Regions from separate parts of the Homo sapiens genome. Here region 1 is linked to region 2. The links are chromatin loops, found by intact Hi-C in ENCODE. Cell type or tissue: heart right ventricle. All regions are shown on one strand.

Region 1 (4,000 bases), 320 kb after region 2:
GGAATCCGGCAACATGCATTATTGTGACCTACCACTTTGTGAGCACCAAGACGGTTTTGGTGAGATGCTTAAGAACATTGGCTTAAAATCCAGACTGCCTGGGTTTGATTCCCCAGCCCCTTCCATTACTAGCTGTGTGACCTTGGCCAAATTACATAATTTCTTATAACCTCAAAGTCCTCAGCAATAAAATGGGGCTGGTAACAGCATCATTTTACTCTCACATAGATGAATATAAAATGTAGCTCCTGCCTTCATTGTAAATGAGGAATTGGACTGGTTAAAAAATGAAACAGAAAAATACAGACATTCCTCCTATAGTTAAAGTCCGCATAAAGCAAATGAATATATGAGAGCCAATACCTTGAGGAACATGTCCTTTATGTAGCCTCTGTTGACAATGACCCCATCTTGCTCGGGGATTAGCAACATTCTTAGGGGGAAAAGAAAAGTGCTGCTCCCGGTGCAGGCCAGGGGCATTCCTCATGTGGCTGTGCACATTGTGACCACAGTGGGGCTGCAGTATGTAGAGTATAGGGTGCTGATGCTGGCTCCATGCAGGAGAGTTAAAGGTTGGGGAGACCCTTCATATTGAGTCACATGTTAACAAGCAGAGGTGCCTCAGTGAGGTATGGGTTTTTTGTTTTAAGCTGTACTCACTTATCTTAAAAAAAAAACTCGTTGAAATTTCTGTAGGAAATAGAACTTGGTTGTTGCTGGAACTGCATTCACTAACCCTCTTTTACTCAGTAAAAGAATGGCTTCCTGTAGTGCAGTTTTTGACAACCCAAGGTTTCTTATCCATCTGTTCAACAACAGTTCAGTGCCTAATATATGCTAACATGGTGCTGGGTACAATGGTGTCCACAAAGGCAGAGTCACTGTCCCTACAATTTGTGAAGTTGTGATAAAATTGCAATTGTTAAAATGCAGACATACTATTGTTGCAGACAGATTTTGTGTGCTAAGCTAGACTGTTAAGACTAGAAGGAGAACAGCAGAGATGGCACCAGTTGGTGGCCAGGGGAGGGGGCTCCCCACTCCTGTAAAATCTGCCACATCTTCCCTGGCCACCCTTCTACATAATGACATTCCCAAAGATAGATCATTTATTTCTCAATCTTTGTAAAGTATGAATAAAATTGTTTTGAGAAACCGTGATTTTTTAATTTAAAGTCTGTAAAACATTGTTTTTAAGTGGCAACCAGATTGCCACCTCAAAGCCCCTTTTATCCAGAAATTCAGGGTGGTATTTAGAGAGGAGAAATGAGTGAAGGTGAGAAGACCCAGAGAACCCCCAGCAGAGGATGTTCTGCAAGTTGAGCCTCAAAAGATGATTGAAATCTTGACCCTAGATGCCCTGGCCTTCCCATACCTATCAGCGCATGCTCACAAAGAAAACCACCATGTGGCCAGCTGTGCTGTGGCTTGGAGAGGCAGGGTCTGTGGGGACATAGAAGCAGCTTTAGCAGTTGGATCCGTGCTCCAGTGTAAAGGGCTGGCTTCCCAGTGAGCACAGAAAAGGCCTGGAGTCTGCTTCTCATGCTGTGTTGGGCTTTGCCAAGGGCTCCCTTGCCACTACAGCTGGGATGTCCTAATTTGGCTTGGTTGATTTAACTTCTCACTTTAGAGGAAGAAAGTAAGATCGATGTTTTCTAATTTGCCTCTAGGCTCCTTTTACACTTACCTTCAACACAGCCAATCTAGGGTCCTTCATTTTAGGTGAGCTGAGAGGTACAGAAGAAAGTGTTTGCAGGGTCCCTTGGGATGATAGGCTTTCTCCAGTTGGGCCAGTGCTGGTGATTGCCTGGGTTGCTGCCACACTGGGAGCATTGTGGTGGTGAAGTCCAGACAGGTGAATTCCAGCTGTGCTACCTTAGATAAGTCCCTTCACCTCTCTGGGCCTTGTTTTTATCATCTAAAATATGAAGCTCTTAAAAAAAGGTTTTCTCAGACTGGTTAGCCAGATGATTTTAAGTGGCTAAAGGATGAGCATTCTTTATATACTAATATATGTATTTATTTTTCATTGTCATATTCCATTTATATGAAGTGATACCAGATTTTTATAGTGATGATTGCATTTCTTTTGAAGTAATTTTATTTGAGTAACATTTCCCTCCTGTGGTTTCTTCACTCACAGCTGACCCACCACAACTCTTTACTTGCCTTGTTCAGATGGTCCTAAATTGTAAACCCTCCAGTCTCCTTTCCAAAGCTTTCTCTCTTGGCCATCTATTCAATGGTGGTCTTGAGGGAAACTGTTCCCCTTGTGTGCTGGTGTACTGGAGTGGGTCGCCAATGGAAAATCAGAAAACCACCTGGGTTTCCCATAATGTGGGGCTGGTCCAGTCCAGAGCTTCCTAGTTTTCCCTCAGTCTCATGTCACCATCACAGCTGTTGCCATGTCTATGCACCCTGTCTACTCATGATGACTCAATATTTTCTTCACATAGACCAAGTTGATTATTTACTCAATAAAATTATTCACAAATTACAGCTAGATAGGGAAGAGTAAATTCTAGTCTTCTATACCATTGTAGGATGACCATAGTTAACAATAATATATAGTTTCCAATAGCTAGAAGGAGGATATTCTGTTTTCCCAACACAAAGAAATGATAAATGTTTGAGATGATGGATATGCTAATTACCCTGATCTGATCACTATACTTTATACATATCAAAACATCACCATGTACCCCATAGATATGTGCAACTATTGTCAATTTTTAGAAAGTGAAATCAAAAAATAAAAATTAAAAGATTTTTATCATCCCTCCAAAAATAAAAAAATTTGAAAATTATTTTTAATAATTAAACAATATTTTATATTTTATAGTAAATTTTATCACACAAATAATGCATAATTTTTTTATTATACTTTAAGTTTTAGGGTACATGTGCACAACGTGCAGGTTTGTTACATATGTATACATGTGCCATGTTGGTGTGCTGCACCCATTAACTTATCATTTAACATTAGGTATATCTCCTAATGCTATCCCTCCCCGCTCCCCCTACCCCACAACAGGCCCCGGTGTGTGATGTTCCCCTTCCTGTGTCCATGTGTTCTCATTGTTCAATTCCTACCTATGAGTGAGAACATGAGGTGTTTGGTTTTTTGTCCTTGCGATAGTTTGCTGAGAATGATGGTTTCCAGCTTCATCCATGTCCCTACAAAAGACATGAACTCATCCTTTATTATGGCTGCATAGTATTCCATGGTGTATATGTGCCACATTTTCTTAATCCAGTCTGTCATTGTTGGACATTTGGGTTGGTTCCAAGTCTTTGCTATTGTGAATAGTGCCGCAATAAACATAAGTGTGCATGTGTCTTTATAGCAGCATGTTTTGTAATCCTTTAGTATATACCCAGTAATGGGATGGCTGGGTCAAATGGTATTTCTAGTTCTAGATCCTGAGGAATCGCCACACTGACTTCCACAATGGTTGAACTAGTTTACAGTCCCACCAACAGTGTAAAAGTGTTCCTATTTCTCCACATCCTCTCCAGCACCTATTGTTTCCTGACATTTTAATGATCACCATTCTAACTGGTGTGAGATGGTATCTCATTGTGGTTTTGATTTGCATTTCTCTGATGGCCAGTGATGATGAGCATTTTTTCATGTGTCTTTTGGCTGCATAAATGTCTTCTTTTGAGAAGTGTCTGTTCATATCCTTCACCCACTTTTTGTTGGGATTGTTTGTTTTTTTCTTGTAAATTTGTTTGAGTTCATTGTAGATTCTGGATATTAGCCCTTTGTCAGATGAGTAGCTTGCAAAAATTTTCTCTTATTCTGTAGGTTGCCTGTTCACTCTGATGGTAATTTCTTTTGCTGTGTAGAAGCTCTTTAGTTTAATTAGATCCCATTTGTCAATTTTGGCTTTTGTTGCCATTGCCTTTGGTGTTTTAGACATGAAGTCCTTGCCCATGCTTATGTCCTGAATGGTATTGCCTAGGTTTTCCTCTAGGGTTTTTATGGTTTTAGGTC
Region 2 (4,000 bases):
GATTCCCTCGTTCATTTACTTCACTAAATTTAAAATATTTTATTTCTTTTATTTTTTCAAAATTTTTTTTTCAGAGACAGAGTCTTGATGTGTCACCCAACCTGGAGTGCAGTGGTGCAATCATAGCTCACTGCAGGTTTGAACTCTTGGCCTCAAGCCATTTTCCCATCTCAAGCCTCCCAAAGCATTGGGATGACAGGTGTGAGCCACCGCACCTGGCCAAGTTTTATTTCTATTGGATATTTTTTCCTCCAATGATTGTGTCACAAACATAAGAATAATTGGCAAATGTAGCTAAACAAATATGTAACTAGTGGGATATATTCTTATGTATTTAAGAAGTATTTACTACTCCTATTTATTTGATAAAGTTTTAGGAGGGAGAAGCATTTGTAACAAATACAGATATTAACAGAGCATGAGACTCTTAGCTACAGGGAAATAGCCATGGGAAGTACAAAGAAATTTAGGCTGTGGATAGAAATATAAATATCTCTACCACTAATGAATCCAGTCAACATAGTAAGGTTTCACTACAAAAAATATGAAGATCTATGTAAATGAACACTTCACAAATAAATTGACTTTTAAAGATTAATATCACACAAATTTTTGTTATGGCCAGCATCAAAAACTAAGCAATACACAATTAAACATTAGCTGTTGATATATTTGTTTGTTTCTAATGCACAAAATTGATTGGTTCTATCACTTCAATCATATAAAACACAAATACGATTTTTCTTATTCTTCAGTCTATATTATGTGAGGACATTTACCTTTGCCACTGTTTTATAATGGAATGACTTAATGGACTGTATATCAATTTGAGGCCTAGGCTTCTCAATCTTTAAAACTTTATTTCTCCTTACAAAAGTTTTATATGTTCACTGTAGAAACTGAAGATAATCAAAAAGAAGAAAATAAAATATCTCATAATTCCAAGTTCTCTGAAGCAGAACTTAGCTTCATGGCCTAACTTAGAAACAAATGTTAGACCAGGCCAGGCGCAGCAGCTCACGCCTGTAATCCCAGCACTTTCAGAGGCTGAGGCAGGAGGATCACTTGAGCCTGGGAGGTAGAGATTGCAGTGAGCCGAGATCATTCCACTGCACTCCAGTCTGAGTGACAGAGCAAGACTCTGTCTCAAAAAAGTTAATAAATAACTTCAGAGGCAACATAAGGCAAAAGTTAAGTTTCTGGAGAAATAGGGTATCTCTCTACTAAAAGAATACAACTCTAAAAAACAATCCGTTTCCTGAGAATTAAGACCCCACAATTTCTCTACTGTTGGTGATACACAAGATGAGCAGGAAGTTAAAATAATTAATTTATAATTAAGTATAATTAACATTTAATTTTCAACTAAGTTTGAATTAAATGTCTACCAAGGTCTTTAATCCGAAAGGATACTTGGTCATAAATAAATTACTATTTCAATGGGAAAAGATCATTGAGACAGAATCAAATCAAATCAAATAGTAGAATCTGAGAGCCAGAGAGCTTGGAAAGATCACTGTGTCTGTATCAGTCAAAGATCTCCAGAGAAACAGAACCAATAGAATACACACACACACACACACACACACACAGAGAGAGAGAGAGAGAGAGAGAGAGAGAGAGAGACTGATTTTAAGGAATTGGCTCACATGATTGTGGAGGCCAGCAAGTAACTCAGGAAGGATTTCTATGTTACAATCTTGAGACTGAATTCCTTTTTTTCCAGAAAACCTTAGTTTTTTGCACTTAAGGCTATAAACTGATTCAATGAGCCCCACTTACATTATTTGGAATAATCTTTACTAAAAGTTAACTGATTGTAAATGTTAATCACATTTACAAAAGACCTCCACAACAACATCTAGAGAAGTATTTGACTAAACTACAGGGCAAATAACCTAGTTAAGTTAACACAGAAAATTAACCATCACACTGTCTAACCCTAGTCTTTTTTTTTTTTTCTTTTTTTTTGAGATAGAGTCTCACTCTGTCACCCAGGTTGGAATGCAGTGGTGCAATCTAGGCTCACTGCCACCAGGCCCAACTAATCTTTTGTATGTTTAGTAGAGATGGTGTTTCACCATGTTGACCAGGCTGGCCTGGAACTCCTAAGCTCAAATGAACTGCCCACCTCAGCCTTCCAAAGTACTGGGAATACAGGTGTGATCCACTGTGTCTGTCCATCTAACTCTAGTCTTAAAGTGAGATCAAGGCCTACAAAGGTTGGAGTATATAAGTTTTGAGTCGTGTTTTGCAAAGTAGCTACAAATATGGCACTTGGAATCAGACCCAAGTTCACTTTGAACACTTACATGGTGTGTTATTACTCATACTTAAACTCTCTGGGACACAGATTCCTCAGTATGTAATTCCAATAGGTTGATATTCTGGGGCAGTTGTGAGGATTAAGTGAGCTAATACATGTAAGATAACTAAGCCAGTGCCTGGAACATGGTAGACAATAAGTGTTACTTCATTCCTCTCTTCCTCCCTTTATTTCTTCTGTCCTCCCTCCTTTCCTTGTTTCCTTGCTTCCTTGCTTCATTCCTTCCTTCCTTCTACTCATCTACCAGCAACTGTATATTTTATTCAATAAGGCAAATTCTATTGTCTCCCAATCAACTCGGTAGTCCATGGAAGTTCTATGGAGTTATATGAGCAAAAACCAGCAGATCCTAAGGTTGAAGCTGGGGCCTAGGAAATGTGGTTCTTAGAGCTGGCAGAATGACATGAGACTCAGAACCAGAACTGTTTGTTTATAAAACTATATAAAACCAAGCCTTCAAGTATAAATATAAGGTCAGCACACATATGTATGACATGTGTTGAGATCTTTCAGACAAGATATTTAGGTTAGAAAGGCCACCATATCCTTTTGAACCCAAGTCAAAGAAGCCTGTTTCCATGGTTAACTAGCAGCAGCATTATGGGACACTCTGGCAGGGATTATAAGACCCTTCCCTCCTCTCCAATTCTACCCCCTACCACTACCTTATTTGCAGAGGATTCTAAAACTCTCACTCATTTCATTTCAGTCAATAATACACGATAAGATAAATAAGCAAATGGCAATTATTCATTTGTTAGTGAATATTGAGTCAGGCAATTAACAAGACAAAGAAAATTAAATCGTGGATATAGTCAGATGAAGTACAAATAAAATAGCACTAAAATGAAAGTAATAAAAATACATTATAAGCCTGGAACTTAGTTAAATTTCAGCCTTAATTTTCCAGGTACAAGTTTGGAAAAACCACACTTTAGAATACAAGGCTTTTATACTTCATTTTTCTATGTGGCCAGATTAACTTGAACAATTTTCCATGCTATTATTTTTTAAAATAACAGAAGAAAAAGAGGAGGAGGGAAAGGAGGAGGAGAAAGAAAAAGAAAGAGACTGTCTATGCTGAAATGAAAATGGGGAAGACAATAGGGACATGGAATGAAGCAAAGATACAAAGAGAGGACCTTAAAATAACTGGGATTTGAAAGCTAATATAATTCAGACAAGTGAGGCTTTCTATAGAATCTTCACCCTGTTCTGGATTCTCTTTCTGTCCCAGCTCTTTCTGTTTTTCAGCAAGCCATTCTTTCTCTTGTCTTCTTTTCAAGGCACCTGGTAGGCAACCCTTCCTAGTATAATGGGATAGCTCCCTTGACCCTTTCGTGGGACTCATGAAGGGGTGGCTTGCTTACTCAGCCCACAGCTCTCAACTCCTTGCAGGTAGGTAAGTGAGTGCAGAGTCTGGGATGAGTGCTTCTGGGTGACCAGCAGGAGCAGAACTCTGTGCGAGCCCATGGAAGCGCCTAGGGGTTGCCCATGACCCCCAGAGCCCCTGAGGGCATGTGTTAAAGTGTACTGTCTTAGCTTTGCCATCCACAGATGGCTAAGTGTTTAACAGCTCTGTGTGACAGCCCTCTGTATCCTGAGCTCTTGTTCAGTGTCCAGGAAGAATCAGATCACACAAACAAATTGAAGATGGTGTCCAGGAAGAATCAG

What was found. Peaks named below come from ENCODE experiments on the same cell type or tissue, not always from the same donor. Only the 100,000 strongest peaks of a DNase experiment are listed, where the experiment ranks them.
Region 1: a loop joins it to region 2, with 2.9 times the contacts of the local background. A loop is called at or near these places in 1 of 110 quality-filtered maps.

The regions. Positions count from the first base shown.
Region 1 is chr9:69,575,734-69,579,733 of GRCh38, reverse strand. The region is part of intron 1 of APBA1 (amyloid beta precursor protein binding family A member 1); the gene reads left to right. Among named protein-coding and RNA genes, the nearest start is that of APBA1, 95 kb to the left of the region's middle. In heart right ventricle, no CTCF peak of the experiment used is centred here; a DNase peak (open chromatin) is centred at 1,513.
Region 2 is chr9:69,892,962-69,896,961 of GRCh38, reverse strand. The region is part of intron 5 of CFAP95 (cilia and flagella associated protein 95); the gene reads right to left. Among named protein-coding and RNA genes, the nearest start is that of CFAP95, 74 kb to the right of the region's middle. In heart right ventricle, no CTCF peak of the experiment used is centred here; no DNase peak of the experiment used is centred here.